Regions from separate parts of the Homo sapiens genome. Here region 2 is linked to region 1. Evidence: read pairs that join two places in POLR2A ChIA-PET (ENCODE). Cell type or tissue: PC-9. All regions are shown on one strand. Links, peaks and the distances in the headings refer to the core of each region. The heading gives the core; the rest is flanking DNA.

Evidence for each region. Peaks named below come from ENCODE experiments on the same cell type or tissue, not always from the same donor. Only the 100,000 strongest peaks of a DNase experiment are listed, where the experiment ranks them.
Region 2: POLR2A ChIA-PET joins it to region 1 with 19 read pairs; 2 of 35 experiments call an interaction of 5 or more read pairs at or near these places.

What each region holds. Positions count from the first base shown.
Region 1 is chr6:27,722,037-27,730,377 of GRCh38, forward strand. It overlaps TRT-AGT4-1 (tRNA-Thr (anticodon AGT) 4-1), which reads left to right and starts at 4,658; the gene lies at 4,658-4,731. In PC-9, for the core only: no CTCF peak of the experiment used is centred there; a DNase peak (open chromatin) is centred at 4,735; H3K4me3 peaks cover 163 bases.
Region 2 is chr6:27,528,466-27,536,806 of GRCh38, forward strand. TRS-AGA3-1 (tRNA-Ser (anticodon AGA) 3-1) reads left to right here and starts at 3,743; the gene lies at 3,743-3,824. In PC-9, for the core only: no CTCF peak of the experiment used is centred there; a DNase peak (open chromatin) is centred at 4,556; H3K4me3 peaks cover 1,083 bases.

The sequences.
Region 1 (8,341 bases), core at 147-8,146:
GGTGCTAAAGCTGTCATGGGGAATTTAAAAACTCATGAAATAAGCTCGTAGAAAGGAAGTTTAGGGTCTGGAGGACACAGAGCTGAAATGAAATCCTGAAGTAGGGTTGGAATATAATTAATTTATGTAACAATACTGAACACCTAGTGTGTGGCGTGCCCCTTTGTTTTTCAGGTAATCAGAGGAAAGCACCACAATATGCAAAGGTTGTGTGGTCTGCAGCAGACAAGCAAAGAAAGTCAGAGAACATCTCCTCAGAATCTCATCAGCTGAGGAAACAGGAGTCCAGGTCTTATTTGTGATGCTCAGGACTGCTTGGGTCCACATCAGGATCTTTATCTGCCTGATGAAGCCATGGGAAAGGAATGGACCCCTGAAGTCCTTTGGCTGTTGGGCTCTGGGTTCTGTCTCTGGCCAGATCAAGGTTCCATTCCTAGAAGAAGAGATACGGCCTGAGAGATTCCCGCTTCTACCAAACACTGAAGGAAATTCAGGTCTCTTGCTGCTGGGGCAAGAACTGACTTGAGGATGGGAATGGAGGTGACTGGAAGGTTCCATGAAAAGCATATCAGAGAAAGAAACCATCATAAATAGATAGACATAAAAATGTTCAGAATATTCTATTGCTGTTAGCTCTGAAACTACAGAGCAGAATCAATCAGCTGTGAAGATTTTTAAAGTATACTTATATAGAGGGTTTAAATATCTACATGTGACAGTAAAAAAGAAAACTATTCGAAGTATATGAAGGATGGTCGGCCTCAGTGGCTCCAGCTATAATCCCAGCATTTTGGCAGGCCGAGGCGGGCAGATCACCTGAGGTCGGAAGTTGGAGACTAGCCTGGCCAACATGGCGAAACCCCGTCTCTAGTAAAAATACAAAATTAGCTGGGCATGGTGGCGCATGCCTGTAATTCCAGCTACTCGGAAGGGTGAGGCAGGAGAGTCGCCTGAGCTGGGGAGGTGGAGGTTGCTGTGAGCCCAGATTGTGCCACTGCACTCCAGCCTAGGCGACAGAGCGAGACTCCGTCTCAAAAAAAAAAAAAAAAAAAAAATGTATATGAAGGAGAACATCCTTATACCCAGGAGACAGAAAACTTTTGAAAACTTCAAAAGCACAAACCATAAGGCAAAAAACAAAGAAGACATATTTGCTTACATTAAAATCAAGAATATAGCCACTGTAGTCTAGCTACTGGGGAGACTGAGGCAGGAGGGTTGCTTGAGCCTAGGAGTTCAGTGCCAGTCTGGCCAACATAGCAAAACCCCCACCTTTAAAAAAATCTTTTTTTTTTTTTTTTTTTTTGAGACGGAGTTTCGCTCTTGTTGCCCAGGCTGGAGTGCAATGGCGCGATCTCAGCCCTCCGCAACCTCCGCCTCCCAGGTTCAAGCGATTCTCCTGCCTCAGCCTCCCGAGTAGCTGGGATTACAGGCATGTACCACTATGCCTGGCAAATTTTGTATTTTTAGTAGAGACAGGGGTTTCTCCATGTTGGTCAGGGTGGTCTCCACCTCCTGACCTCAGGTGATCCCCCCGCCTCGGCCTCCCAATGTGCTGGAATTACAGGCGTGAGCCACCGCGCCCGGCTAAAAAAAATCTTAAATTAAAAAATCAAGAATATGTAAGGTAAAGGATACAGTAGAAAAATAAATATGTAGATAGATGCACTAATGGGAGAATATGTTTGAATTGTCTCCAAAAATGGCAAGGGCTTAATATATATCAAGAAGCCATGAAAATCTGCAAGAGAAGGACAGCAAGATCAAAAGGAAATGAACAAAAGATAGGACAGGCAATTAAAGGAAAGAAATATGTCATGACTAACAAAGATTGCACAAAACCTTTAGTAATCACAGAAATAAAAAGTAAAAAGATATATCGCATTTACTGTCATTACATTGGCAAAACTAGAAGCTGAATAAAATCAATTTTTGCAGGACTAGTGATAAAAGAACCCTCCTGTCCTGCCAGTCGAAGTTTAAATTAATGAAGCCATTCTGGAGTACTTCTTATTCAAATTAAGTATATTCACATTCTATGATGTAACTGCTCTGCTCCTAGGCATAAATCTTCCCCCACCCTATCCACTGCCTCAAATCTTACACAACTACCGAGAGTACACATGTGATAAAGTTAATCACAGCCTTATTTTAGTCTTTTGAAATTGAAAGAAAATTTAATATTTATTATTGGAAAGTGGACAGGTAAACTGTTATAAATGCACACCATAGGCTATTAAGCAATATAAAAAGTAACAGAGTAGATATACATGCAATAATGTGGATGGAACTTGAAATTATAATACTATTGAAAAAGAACACCAATAAAAGAGATATGGGTTTCTGCTTCTACCTGTGAAGAAGTCACTGTTAGGAAAATTGCAAACAACAAGAAAAATATACTGGACATAAGTATGTGAAATAACTGTTTTCAGGCATCGCCTGCTGTCAGTTTGGGACTGCGATACCTGAGAGAAGAGAAATAAATGAGGTGAGTCTTACAAATGTTTTAGCTTATTGTCTAGAGTACGATCAGAAAATGTGGTCTAAAGATGAAGCCAAGGGTGTTATTGTAAGTCCTTTATTAATACCACAGAGAGACTTAAGGTGGTATCTAAACAAACCCCTGAGGTTCTTAAGGACATACCTTAAGGATCCTATAGTTTAAACAATAACTCTACAACTCTTAAGACTGTGGCCCTACTGCAGTTTTATGGGAAGCCAAAGGGAGACAAGGCATTATTTTCATGAATGTGGCTTTTGTTTTAAAAGAGATTGGCGAACTTTAAAAAAAATTTTTTTTATTGAGGCAGAGTCCGGCTCTGTTGCCCAGGCTGGAGGGCAGTGAGTGGTTCGATCTTGGCTCACTGCACCCTCCACGTGCCAGGTTCAAGTGATTCTCCTGCCTCAGCCTCCCAAGTAGCTGGGACTACCACCATACCCGGCTAATTTTTTTTTGTATTTTTAGTAAAGAGGGGTTTTCACCAGGTTGGCCAGGCTGGTCTCAAACTCCTGGGCTCAAGTGATCCTCCTGTCTTGGCCTCCCAAAGTGCTGGGATTATGGGGGTGAACCACTGCTTCTGGCCTGGAAAACTTTTTCTTTAAAGACCCAGATAGTAAATATTTTAGGCTTTGTGGGCCATTCAGTTGATGTGGCAATTACACAAATCAGCTGTTGCAGGAAAGCAGCTACAGATAATGCTAAATGAATGAACGTGGTTATGTTCCAATAAAGCTTTATAAAAACAGATATAAGTCCAGATTTGGCCTGTGGGCTATAGTTTGTGAACCCCTGGTCTAAAGGAATAAACTTCAGTAACTTTCATAAAGTCACATTTTTTGAAGAAAATTAGAGTATTTGAACATTGACAGTCTGGACTGAAAGGAATAAAGGACAGCATAAAATGAAAAGAATTTGGACCTCACCCCTCTTCCTCCCAGACTACTATGGGAAAGAAGTAGGCTAAGAAAACCATTCAGCTGCAAGTAAATGATATTTCTTATTAAAAGAATGAATGAATCTGAGTGTGGAATAAGATCCCAGGAGATGGACCAAAGAGCCTAGGGAGTCATTCTCAGACGGCATTACTGAGTTCCAATCAACGCACTAGCGTTATGTGCCCACTGAATTCTACAATTGCTACAGACCAGTGTGACTCTTGTTTTTTGTTTTTTGTTTTTCTTTTTCCTCTTGTTTTTGTTCTTTTTGAATAGGATTGTGTATCGAGATTATCCTATGTCTCCTGTGCCTGTAGTTGGGAGACAGGTAACTTGTATCTTAAGTACATAGATGTTCAAACTAAGTAGAACCTTATTTGAAAAAAATTTTTTTTTTTTTTGAAACGGAGTCTCGCTCTGTCACCCAGGCTGGAGTGCAATGGCGCGATCTTGGCTCACTGCAAGCTCCGCCTCCCGGGTTCAAGCGATTCTCCTGCTTCAGCCTCCCGAGTAGCTGGGACTAACAGGGGCCAGCCACCACCCCTGGCTAATTTTTTGTATTTTTAGTAGAGACGGGGTTTCACCACGTTAGCCAGGATGGTCTCAATCTTCTGACCTCGTGATCCGCCCGCCTCGGCCTCCCAAAGTGCTGGGATTACAGGCGTGAGCCACCACGCCCGGCCGAAAAAATTTACCCAAGGAATTTAATCTGCACCTTTACCTGATTTTGATAACGCCATCCTAGAGGTCGAGTTCATGTTGCAAAGAAGTCAGACGTGGCCAGGGTGACTATATTCTGCATGCTGGACAGGCAGAATCATTGGGGGCCAAGTTAAAGAAAAATGTAGAGAGAGTGTTTTTCCTGTTACCACTTACCCACTGAATGAACAAATGAAATGAGAGTTCATCAGAAGGCAAATTCACTGCCAGGCATAGGAGATGTAATTGTTCTCAAAACCAAGCAAGTTTTCTACCTGGCCGCCAGAGCTTATCGTCTGGAGGTGTTCTTGACATTTAGAGCAGTTTCCTAAAGGAAAACAGTCTTCTTAATTCAGCACCTATTCTTATTCTACAGCAAGAACATTATTCTCTGGTTTTGACTGAGATCCAGAAATGTGGTATTGTGTTACTACAAAGAAAGTCACTGAGGTAGAAACATTGACAGGCCGAGGTGTAAATTTTTATAAAATAATAAATTACCCCTACACAACACAGGTGAGGCTTCGTGGCTTAGCTGGTTAAAGCGCCTGTCTAGTAAACAGGAGATCCTGGGTTCGAATCCCAGCGAGGCCTCTTTATTTCTTCCCCTAAACTTAGGTAAATTCTTGTCACTAGTTAAACCTGACTTAGATGTATACCTAATAAAGCAGCAAACCTTGAATCTCGATGTCTGAGGCACTTTGTAGAGGAACGTGGTGATGGGTTGGAAATATTTACGATGAATTAGCTAAATCTATGCCAGAGACCAACCGTCTAGAACCATCTAGAATTGAGCTGCAATTTTCTACGTTTAAATTTTTGTAGCTACTTTTCATATTTCTAAGGAACTTACAGCTTCACGTAACATTTTTGCTTTTAATACAATTCAAAAGGAAGGCAAGGAAGGAGATGAGACATACATATGGTATAAATTGAGTGTTGTGATAACTTCCTCCTTGCATGATTCTGAACTCTAGAATTTCACTGAATATATTGAAAAGTGGAGTAACATGACAACGTCTTGAGAGGATAAGAAGAATGATTAGTGAAACACCAAAAGAAAACACAAACAAAAACAAAAAACCTAACAAGAGGCTGGAAGCAAATGGGGCCTGAAGTTGTGGATCATTTATTAGACAGATAAAAATAAAATGATGGAAAAAATTAATCAAACCCTGGATACAGTGCTATGTTTTAGCTGCTCTTTAAAGAAAAAAAAATTATCAGTTATATCTTCAAAGTATCACATTCTACAAATGCCTTCCCTCATAACATTCCTTGTTGCAGTATTGCGCTCAGCTTTTTGCTTCTCCCTGTAAGGAATGATTACATTGGATGATTACTCCTTTGTGAGCATTTAGGAGAAAAACCAGTTACGTAATTGATGAGTGCAGTGCAAAATGGAAATGTTCCTTGTTTAAGGAAATTAGGAATTTCAAACCAGCAATAGCAGAGCATTAAATCAAGTGCCTGGCCTTGTGCAAATGCGTAGGTCGCATGCCCATGAAGACAGTCGTGACTGGGAAGACGGTCCTGATTGGGAATGTGGTTATTTGTCAAAAGACTGGATTTTAGAGACACCTTGAAATGGAGTGAAATCTAAAGTGATAGTCAATGATATCAAGTACAGCTAGAAGGCTTGAGCACTTAAAAGTACTAATCAGGGGTGAGGCGCGGTGGCTCACGCCTGTAATCCCAGCACTTCGGGAGGCTGAGGTGGGCGGATCACAAGGTCAGGAGTGTGAGAGCAGCCTGGCCAATATAGTGAAACCCCGTCTCCACTAAAAATACAAAAAGTAGCCAGGCGTGGTGGCGCACGCCTGTAGTCTCAGCTACTTGGGAGGCTGAGGCAGGAGAATCGCTTGAACCCAGGAGGCGGAGGTTACAGCCACTGCACCCCAGCCTGGGCAACAGAGCAAGACTCTATCTCAAAAAAAAAAAAAAAAGTACTAAGCAGGGAAATGTTCCAGTATAAAAAGAATTCTGAAAGTCATGCTTTTATTAGTCTTCTCTAACAAAGTAACATTTCTTATACAATTCAAGTTACTCTTTTCTCAGGCAACTCCACCTCCTTCCAAATCCCATCAAATGGCACCAGCCTGGGATCTTTCAACATAGATATATGCTCCTTCTTCCTTTAGCCTCCTGTTGTCTTTGGGCTCCCACGGGGCTCCCTCTTTAAATCTGGTGTAGGAAGAGAGCAAGTCGTATTCGTAGTACTGAGTTACACAGCGTAAACCACTTACAAGCGTATAGTCATTTATTCGAATGGACGGGGTTCTAAGAGCGTGAGTCCTAAAAACGGTCGCTGTAAATTTTAGGAAGACAAGCGGTCGCTATAAGTTTTAGGAAGACAAAACTGAGGACAATACAATGTTCCCGCCTGATTTCGAACCGGGGACTTTTCGCGTGTGAGGCGAACATAATAACCACTACACTACGGAAACCCCTAACTCATATTATAGAAACCCCTAAGAGAAGGAACTATCCTGCTGGACCTAATCAGGAATTCCCTATTAATCATCCCGCCTTCCTAGAAATTTGTTTTCTTTCTATTCAAGTCAGTGTCTACAATCGCATTTTAAAACTGGTACAAAACAAGCACCACATCGAGATTAGGAAATATCCAAAACCCAGAAATTGCTAAGTATTTGAGTTCTATGAGCCTTATACTAAAACTATAACCTCCATAAGATAAATCTCAAACATCTTGGCTCTGACCAGATTTGACGTTTACTTACTTGACGTGATGACTGGAATTTGTCCTTCTGCTTACCTCAGAATTCCTTCTCACTCTCTCACCTAGAGTCAAAATCGTTGCAAAATTCTACTGAGCTTACATTCAGACTTTATAAAATGTCCTTCTCCTCTGTTGTTGATAGGTCCCTCGTTCAGGCCCTTCATATCTGTTCTTCACGACTGTCCGTACCGATTCTAGGGTTGACTCTCTGAATCAATTCTCCACCGAGCTTAAAGTCCCAAGCTTCATTTCCCTTCACAAAGTTCCACAAACATAAACCTTTCTTCTTTCTTACATATGCATTTTATAGACTTTTTTTTAAAGAGAGGTTCTAGATTCGCAGCAAAACTTTGAGCAGAAGGTACAGAGATTTCCCATATACCCCCTGCCCCCGCACATGCATAACTCCCTATCAACATGCCCCACTAGAATAGTACATTCATTACAATTGTTGACCTATCTTGACATACCATCATCACCCACAGACCGGAGTTTACATTAGGCTTCACTCTTGGTGTTGTACATTCTATCCATTTGCACAAAAGTATGATATATACCCACCAATATAGTATCATGCAGAGTAGTTTCACTGCCTTAAAAATTCTCTGTGCTTGGGCTGTTCATCCCTCCATCCTCACAAACCCTGGCAACGACTGATCTTTTTACTGTGTTCATAGTTTTGCCTTTCCAGAATGGCATATAATTACAATTATACAATATTTGCTTTTTCAGATTGGCTTATTAGTAATGCGCATTTAAGTTTCCTCCATGTCTTTTCATGGGTTGATATCTCATTTCTTTTTAATGCTGAATAATATTCCATTGTTTACATATATCACAGTTAATCCATACACTTACTGAATAATATTGTTTGCTTCCAAATTTTGGCAATTATGAATAAAGGTGCTATAAACATCTGTGTACAGATTTTCATGTGGACATAATTTTTCAACTCTTTTGGGTTAGATACCAAGGAGTACAACTGGATTGTGTGAGAAGAATAAGTTTACTTTTGCAAGAAACCATCAAACTGTCTCTTAAAGTAGCTGTGTCATTTGTGATTCCACCCGGAATGAATCAGAGTTCCTGTTAGTCCAAAGCCTCACCAAAATTTGCTGTTGTCAGTGTTCTGGACTTTAGCTGTTCTGATAGGTGTGTAGTGATATCTTATTTTTGTTTTAATGTTCATTTGCCTGATGACATATGATGCGGAACACCTTTTCATATGCTTATTTTTCATCTGTATATCTTCTTTGGTCACATGATTGTTAAGGTCTTTGGCCATTTTTTTTTTTCATGAGGTTGTGTTCTTACTGTTGAATTTTAAGAGCTCTTTGTAGATTTTGAATAAGAGTACTTTATCTGGTATATCTTTAGCAAATATTTTCTCCCACTGTGTGGCTTGTCTTTTCATTATCTTGATGTTATAGTGTTTTTGATCACTAGCACGTCTTTTTGGCTCTT
Region 2 (8,341 bases), core at 225-8,224, 190 kb before region 1:
AGTTTGTTTCCATATCTTGGCTATTATGAATAGTGCTTCAGTGAATGTGGGAGTACAGATGTCTTTTACGAGGTAGTAATTGTATCTCCTTTGGGTTTATATCCAGGAGAGGAATTGCTGGGTCATATGGTAGTTCTATGTTTAATTTCTTTAGAAACATCCATGCTGTTTTCCATAATGACTGCACAAATCTACATTCTCACCAACAGTGTACTAGGGTTCTCTTTTCTCCACACCCTTGCCAACATTTGTTGTCTCTTGTCTTTTTGATAATAGCCATCCTAACAGGTGTAAAGTTATATCTTATAGTGGTTTAATATTGCATTTTCCTGATGATTAATGTTGTTGAGCACATTTTCATATGCATATTGGCCCTTTTATGTCTTCTTTGAAGAAATTGTTCAGATCCTTTGCACATTTTTCATGAGACTGTAGTGCTGCCAGCTGTGCTCAGAAGGTAAGTCTCTTTGACCATTTTTTAATCAGGTTATTTGTTTTTCTGCTATGGAGTTATAAGTGTTCTTTATAAATTTTGAATATTAACTCCTTTTCCCCAGTCTGTAAGTTGCCTTTTTATTTTGTTGATTGTTTTCTTTGCTGTGCAGAAACTTTGTAGTTTGGTGTGGTCCCATTTATTTATTTTTGTTGTGTATCCTGGACATTTGGCATGATATCCAAAAAAATTATTGCCAAGGCCAATGACGAAGAGCTTTCCCCCTGTTTTCTTATGGAAGTTTTGTGTTCAGGTCTTACATTTAGGTGTTTTATCCATTTTGAGTTGATTTTTGTGTATGGTATAAGAGTCTAATTTCATTATTTTGCATGTGGAAATCCAGTTTTCCAAGCATCATTTATTGGAGATTCTTCTTCTTTTTTTTTTTTAATTCTCTATGTCTTTTTTTTAATTTTTTTTTTAATAGTATTTATTGATCATTCTTGGGTGTTTCTCGGAGAGGGGGATTTGGCAGGGTCATAGGACAATAGCGGAGGGAAGGTCAGCAGATAAACATGTGAACAAGGGTCTCTGGTTTTCCTAGGCAGAGGACCCTGCGGCCTTCCGCCGTGTTTGTGTCCCTGGGTACTTGAGATTAGGGAGTGGTGATGACTCCTAACGAGCATGCTGCCTTCAAGCATCTGTTTAACAAAGCACATCTTGCACCGCCCTTAATCCATTTAACCCTGAGTGGACACAGCACATGTTTCAGAGAGCACGGGGTTGGGGGTAAGGTTATAGATTAACAGCATCCCAAGGCAGAAGAATTTTTCTTAGTACAGAACAAAATGGAGTCTCCCCTGTCTACTTCTTTCCACACAGACACAGTAACAATCCGATCTCTCTTTCTTTTCCCCACATTTCCCCCTTTTCTATTCGACAAAACCGCCATCGTCATCATGGCCCGTTCTCAATGAGCTGTTGGGTACACCTCCCAGACGGGGTGGCGGCCGGGCAGAGGAGCTCCTCACTTCCCAGACGGGGCGGCCGGGCAGAGGCGCCCCCCACCTGCCAGACGGGGCGGTGGCCGGGCGGGGCCCCCCCCCCACCTCCCGGACGGGGCGGTTAGCCGGCCGGGGGCTGCCCCCGACCTCCCTCCCGGACGGGGCGGCTGGAGATTATTCTTTCCCCCATTGTGTCCTCTTGATGCCCTTATCAAAAATTAGTTGGCAGTATATGTTTGAGTTTTTTTCTGGGCTGTCTATTCTGTTGCATTGGTCTGTTTCTGTTTCTATTCAGGAATGATTATGCTGCTATCAGAACAATATGTCTTGATTATTTTAGCTTTATAATATAATTTTAAAGCAACAAGTGTGATGCCTCCAACTTTGTTTTTCTTTCTCAGTATTGCTATGGCTATTTGGTGCATGTGTGTGTGTGTGTGTGTGTGTGTGTGATTCCATATGAATTTTAGGATTATTTTTTCTACCTCTGTGAAGAATGTCCCTTTGGAATTTTGATAAGGACTGTACTGAATTTGTATATTGCTTTGGATGGCATGGACATTTTAACATTATTAACTATTCTAATTCATGAACATTGGATATCTTTCCATTTATTTATGTTGTCATTAATTTCTTTCAACATTTTATAGTTTTCAGTGTAAAAATCTTTCATCTCCTTGGTCAAATTTATTCCTAAGTATTTTATTTTTTGATGCTATCATAAGTGAGATTGTTTTCTTGATTTGTTTTTCAGTTAGGTCATTATGTTTATATAGAAATGCTACTGATTTTTTTATGTTGATTTACATATTATTTTTAAATACCCTTGGTGGGCCCTAATGCAAGTCTTTAAAAATGTACAAGGATTGAAATGACACAGAATATATTCTGTGGGCCCAGCATAATAAAAATAAAATCAATATCAGAAATAAAATGGAAAACCCCAAAATGTTACTAAATGAAAAAACACTCATCCAAAGCCATAGCTTAAAGAAATCACATTTAGTTAAAATGAAAGATAAAATAAGATATATAAAAATTTGTGTAATGCAGCTAAACTGTGCCCAAAGTCTAATTTATAGTTCTACTTGCATATATTAGAATAAAGATGTTTCAATATTTGATGTTAAAGCTTTTTTCTCAATAATTTAGAGGAAAAGAGCAAATTAAAATGTTAGAAACAAGATTATAAAAAGATAGAACACACACACACACAAACAAACAGAGAATATCAACAAAGCCATAAACAGGCATTTAGGGATGATTGACAAAACTATTGTTCTAAATCAAGGATTGTTCAACAAAACGAAGAGAAAACAGAAAATACTAATACCAGGAATAAATATAGGATAACATTACATTTTAGTATATAGACATCAAGAATATACTAAGAATACAGTATGAACAATGTTTTGTAAATAGATTTGACAATTTAGGACAGATTTCCTTCAAGAGATGATTTACCAAAACTGACAGAATAAGGAATTAAGACCTTGAGTTTACTCCTCATCTCTCTTTCTTCTACCTGGAAACCACACTAAGTGAGTAAATCTACTTTTTGTTTCCCAGAATCGTTAGTGAAGCTCAGATAAGCATTCAAAGGGCATTTAAATAAGTGGGGACTTAAAAAAGAAAAAAAAAAGGTAGTAAAAATCTACCTTTGATTTGAGATGCAGGGGGAGTCCTTTACTGGAGGTCAAAGGGGGAGTTGTCAAGGGGAAAAGATGAAGTTTCTTAGAGGCAATACCAGGCTCTCAAACTGACAATAAGTGGATTTCTAGTGTATCCTCTTACTAAGTGTAGCCTCTTACTGGGCTACCACTGAAATACTAGTGCATTTCCTTTCAGTAAATAGAAGTGCATCTCATTCCTTTTATCAATTGCAGAATCTTCCATTATATGGATCTTCCAAAATTTATTTTAAAAGTCAAACATCGATGGCCATTTGAGGTTGTTCAAATCATTGCTATAACTCAAAATTCTGCAGCAAATGTTAGAGCTTGTCGCAATTGTTGCGGGTGTTTCCTGGAACACCATCAGAAGCGGATGGAGCAGGAAGCTTGGTCTCTGGGAATGCCTCCCCGCGTAGTCTCCTTCCATCAAAACATCAGAATAAGGGGTCCTCCTAGGTCCGAGGATAAAGTGTTACTTGTCAGTTTACCACAACAGCATGATAGTCATCTAACTGATGTCAAAAAATAAGAAACATTGACAGCGAATACACTTTTTGGCAGAAAATTTGACCTTTCCAAGGGAGCTAAAGTTCAGTACAGTGACTTATGCTAATGGACAAAGTGTCCTTCACGTAGTCGTGGCCGAGTGGTTAAGGCGATGGACTAGAAATCCATTGGGGTTTCCCCACGCAGGTTCGAATCCTGCCGACTACGGTCCCTTTCTTGTTGGAAAGGGAGTCTACTGACACCTTGCCAGATTGAAAGTCCGGTGTCTTGCCAGGTTGAAAGTCTGTTATTGTCTCTCAGGAAGAAGCTTGCTTGTTCCAACCTGTAGGCTTTTCCTCTTTATGGACCCACTAAAAATACTCCATGTCTCTGAAACAATGAGGAAAAGTCATACAAAAAAAAGTACTTCTATCACAGTCGTATTATTGATGTTTTCCTTTGCCCTAAGAAGAGCTCAGGGTGATGTTTTTCTGTTTCCTGAAACAGATGCCCCATTTTGAAGACAGCTTTCCTTAGAGAAAAAAATTGCTAGGAGTGTTTGTGTCTCACAGAATTGTCCCCTTATTAGGGATCTTCTCCAGTCAAGCAAATGCCCTGGTTTAACGTAGAAAAGGAAATTCCAGGAAATCCATGATCAAATACAAGAGAAAGTGGCACACAGGCATGGTCACCAAGATGAGAATCTATATTGGGCATTTATAAGCAAACCACTACATAATAAAAGATTATTGAGTAAAGCAATTTTTTACATAACCCAATTAAAAAAAAATCAACCATGTCAAGTGGAGTGGCCTGTCCTGGGGTCCAGGACAGTGGTGAAGCAAGAGTGACTAAAACCGAGGTGAGGTTGCGATTATATCCTGAGCACAGAAAGAGCCCCAGCTCAGATGCAGAATCTCATTGTGATGAACAATTATGGGTTAACGCATTGACCAAAAGAATGTTGACCACAGCTGAGTATCTTCCTAGGAATTCCTAGGGGAATTCACGCATCACTGCCTTGGCAGCTTAAGTGGAGCTTGTCCTCACCTCTCTTCTGCAAATCTTCAAAGAGTTGTGATTTATTTTACCTCATCCAAGAATGATTCTAATATTTTTTCATAAACAGAGTGCCGGCCCTGTTCATTGATAAAATACCAGATCCTTTCTTCTTTTATGTGTCTCTTTAGAGCACTGCATTTCAAAATTAGTGGGGCAGTGAGAGTAAACTGCCACAAATCCTCTACTGAGCAGTGCAGGCAGGAGGAACAAGACTTGTCTCAGTGTACGGAGATTCAGGTTTCCAGAGGAGGAGCCTGATCAGTTCTCCTACCCTCTCCCACATCCAGCATGCAGGTTCCTTTGATTCGGAAAAACAATCTAATAGAATTCTAGAATGTGAAAGCTAATGAAATGCTAAAGCCCTTTTGAGGAAATAATTCCTAATAGTAGAGTTAAGTATTCCATCTGACATATATGATCAGAAATTGAAAATATAAATTTGTTCAAAAAGATATCTTAAATGGGTGGGCGCAGTGGCTGACGCCTGTAATCTCAGCACTTTGGGACACCGAGGCAGGTGGATCACCTGCAGTCAGGAGTTCAAGACCAGCCTGACCAACACGGAGAAACCTCGTCTCTACTAAAAACACAAAAATTAGCCGGGCATAGTGGCGTGTGCCTGTGATCTCAGCTACGTGGGAGGGTGAGGCAGGAGAATCGCTTGAACCCCAGAGATGGAGGTTGCAGTGAGCCGAGATCGCGCTGCTGCACTCCAGCCTGGGGGACAAAGCAAGACTCCGTCTTAACAATGATAACAACAGAAACATATCTTAGAGAGGAGTGTTGGTAGCATAAATAGGAGCTTCTCTCCTTCTGGATGCTTTTTTCTGGAAAGCCCATGCAGACTCAAGTTCAGGTTCTGGGGCTGGAGCAGAGATCTTGAGCAAGGATTGATCTTACAGAATTTTGCCTTGTAGAAGAACAGCATTTGATCTAGTTTCTGAATAATGCCATCGAGTTCTAGAAGGGTTTTGTTTTGTTTTGTTTTGTTTCTCTTCCTACTACTAAGGAAGAGAAAAGATGTCTTATAGACAAGAACGTAACATGGAAAACGAGACACACTGATGGACAGTGTCATGAAAACCAGTGTTACAGTCAGTGCAGAAAAATAAGGAAACACAGTATGGTGCCCATAGTAAATAATACTGTAGTGTATATCTCTTTAAAAAAATTTCTTAATTGAAATAGAGATGAGGTCTCCCTGTGTTGCCCAGGCTGGTCTCAAACTTCTGGCCTCAAGTGATCCTCTCACCTTGGCCTCCCAAAATGCTGTGATTACAGGCATGAGGCACCTTGCCCAGCCACATAGTGTATATTACAAAATAAACAGACAAGAATGTTCTCACCACAAAGAAATGATAAGTGTTTGAGATGTATATGCTAAATACCATGATTTGATCATTATACAATGTATAAATGTAACAAATCATCACACTGTACTCTGTAAATATGTATAATTATTATGTGTCAATTAAAAACAAGATTAAAAAATAAAAAATAAAGTGAAACCACTGTTCCCTTCTGTGAATTCTTGGCTACTAAAAAATTGTCAATAAATCATGAACATGTAAAATTAATACAAAAATAAATAAAACAGGTGCATGTTTACCTAAAGCAAATAACTTTCAAGGCCTTGCCTGTCCCATACTGCTAAGGGTATTGTCAAACTTATTTTTATTTTTTTCTTTCATATTTTTTATATTTTGAGAACAAACAGTACCGCTTTAGGGATCTAGTTCTATAAGCTGACTTTTCATTGCTCCATCTTCAAAGCTCACAGAATAATGGAAGACACTCTCCGGTTTTATTTGTCTTCCACCTCAACTGTGGACTCCCTCACTGCTTGCTTGATTTTCACTAGAGGGGCTCATGAATCAGACCATGGCTTCACATGTCATTTCCTCAACTGCCTGGTTGTTCCTGCCTTTTTTTCTTTTCTGTTCTTTTCTTTTTTTTTTTTTTTTGAGATGGAGTGTTGCTCTGTTGCTAGGCTGGAGTGCAGTGGCGCAATCTCAGCTCACTGCAACCTCGGCCTCCCAGGTAAGCGATTCTCCTGCCTCAGGCTCCCTAGTAGCTGGGACTACAGGCGCGCACCACCACGCCCAGCTAATTTTTGTATTTTTAGTAGAGACAGGGATTCACCATGTTGGCCACGATGGTCTCAATCTCTTGACCTCGTGATCCTCCCGCCTTGGCCTCCCAAAGCGCTGGGATTACAGTGTTCCTGCTTTTGAGTGTGATGATGTCAAGATAAAAGGACATCACCCTTAAAGGGAAAGCATTAGAGAAAGAGCCATGGAAAACACAGAGTTTAAAATACTATTCTCATATTTCAGGTTTTATGGAGAGTTCTTTTCTAAAATAGTTTGAAACTTACTTGGGAACAGTGTTCTGTGATCCGAACTGCTAGGCAGCTCCTACAGGGTCCTTCCAAGCTCTGCTGCAAAAAAAAAATTTCCTTGGTACCAAGAAGAATAGAAGATATACCAAGAACTGATCATTATTGTACCATCAATGGCAAAGGAAAGGTAGGAGAGAGTAGCCATCCCAGATTGTTACCCTAAAGGGCAGTGGGGAGAAGCAAATGGCTTTTACTAGAGTAAAGAATCACAGGTCTCAGAATTTGACCCTACCCAGCTGGACTCCAGTGTATGCCATAGCCATGATGCAAAGACGATTTTATTGCATTGTAAATTTTCAACTGTTAAAGGAGGCATTTCCAAGTGTTCAACTGTCTGTGACTGTTTGGAAAAAAACCTATGCTGCAAAAAGAAATTTGTATTCTGTGATTCGATGGATAGTGGTCACCGGTTTAACAGAAGAAAATGTCACTGTCTTCCCTCCCCTACCCCACTTCTTGACCTTCACCCCCACACCCCAGGGAGAGTCCATACATCCCTTCAGAGCACCTTGGCCCACTTGCCCACTTGGAGGGAGACAGTAGAAAGAAGACGTTCTGGTAAGTGGGATTTTTTAAAAAGCTGATATTAAACAAAGGAGTTTAATCATTCTTACCCACAGACTCAAAGAGAAAAACATATAAAGATCAATTTTAACATTAGTTTTAGGTTACAGTGAATTTTAAATTTAATTCTGACATGCTTACAACCATCACCTTCTACACAGGATAGGCTCTGGACTCTCTGCAATCAATATATAAATAGGTTTGATCTAGCAAATCAAGGAAACATTATTCTACATAAATACAGACCAAGAATGTAGAGAAGGAAAAGAATTTCTCCAATAGAAATTTAAAAACTAGAGAAATTTAAAATTGCAACATGAGGAATACAATTTTCTCTCCTTCAGTAATTGAACTGCCTCCTCAGACCTAGTAATAGCTAGTGGCCCTGTGGGCAGCCACTTGACTGGCTTAGAGCTGTTCTAACAGAGAATATAACTTAGAAGGAGGACAAAGAATGAGATGAGTAAGAATTTGGACTAAAACAATCAGCAGATTCAAGTAAGGCAATATACTAAACTAGGTTCTTACTGTGAACTAAACATTCAATTAGGAGCTCTGAGAAGGTCATTCTTTCTATAAATAGTAGAAAACAGGCGGGACGCAGTGGCTCATGCATGTAATCCCAGCACTTTGGGAGGCCAAGACGGGTGGATCACCTGAGGTCAGAAGTTCAAGAGCAGCCTGGCCGACATGGTGAAACTCCCGTCTCTACTAAAAA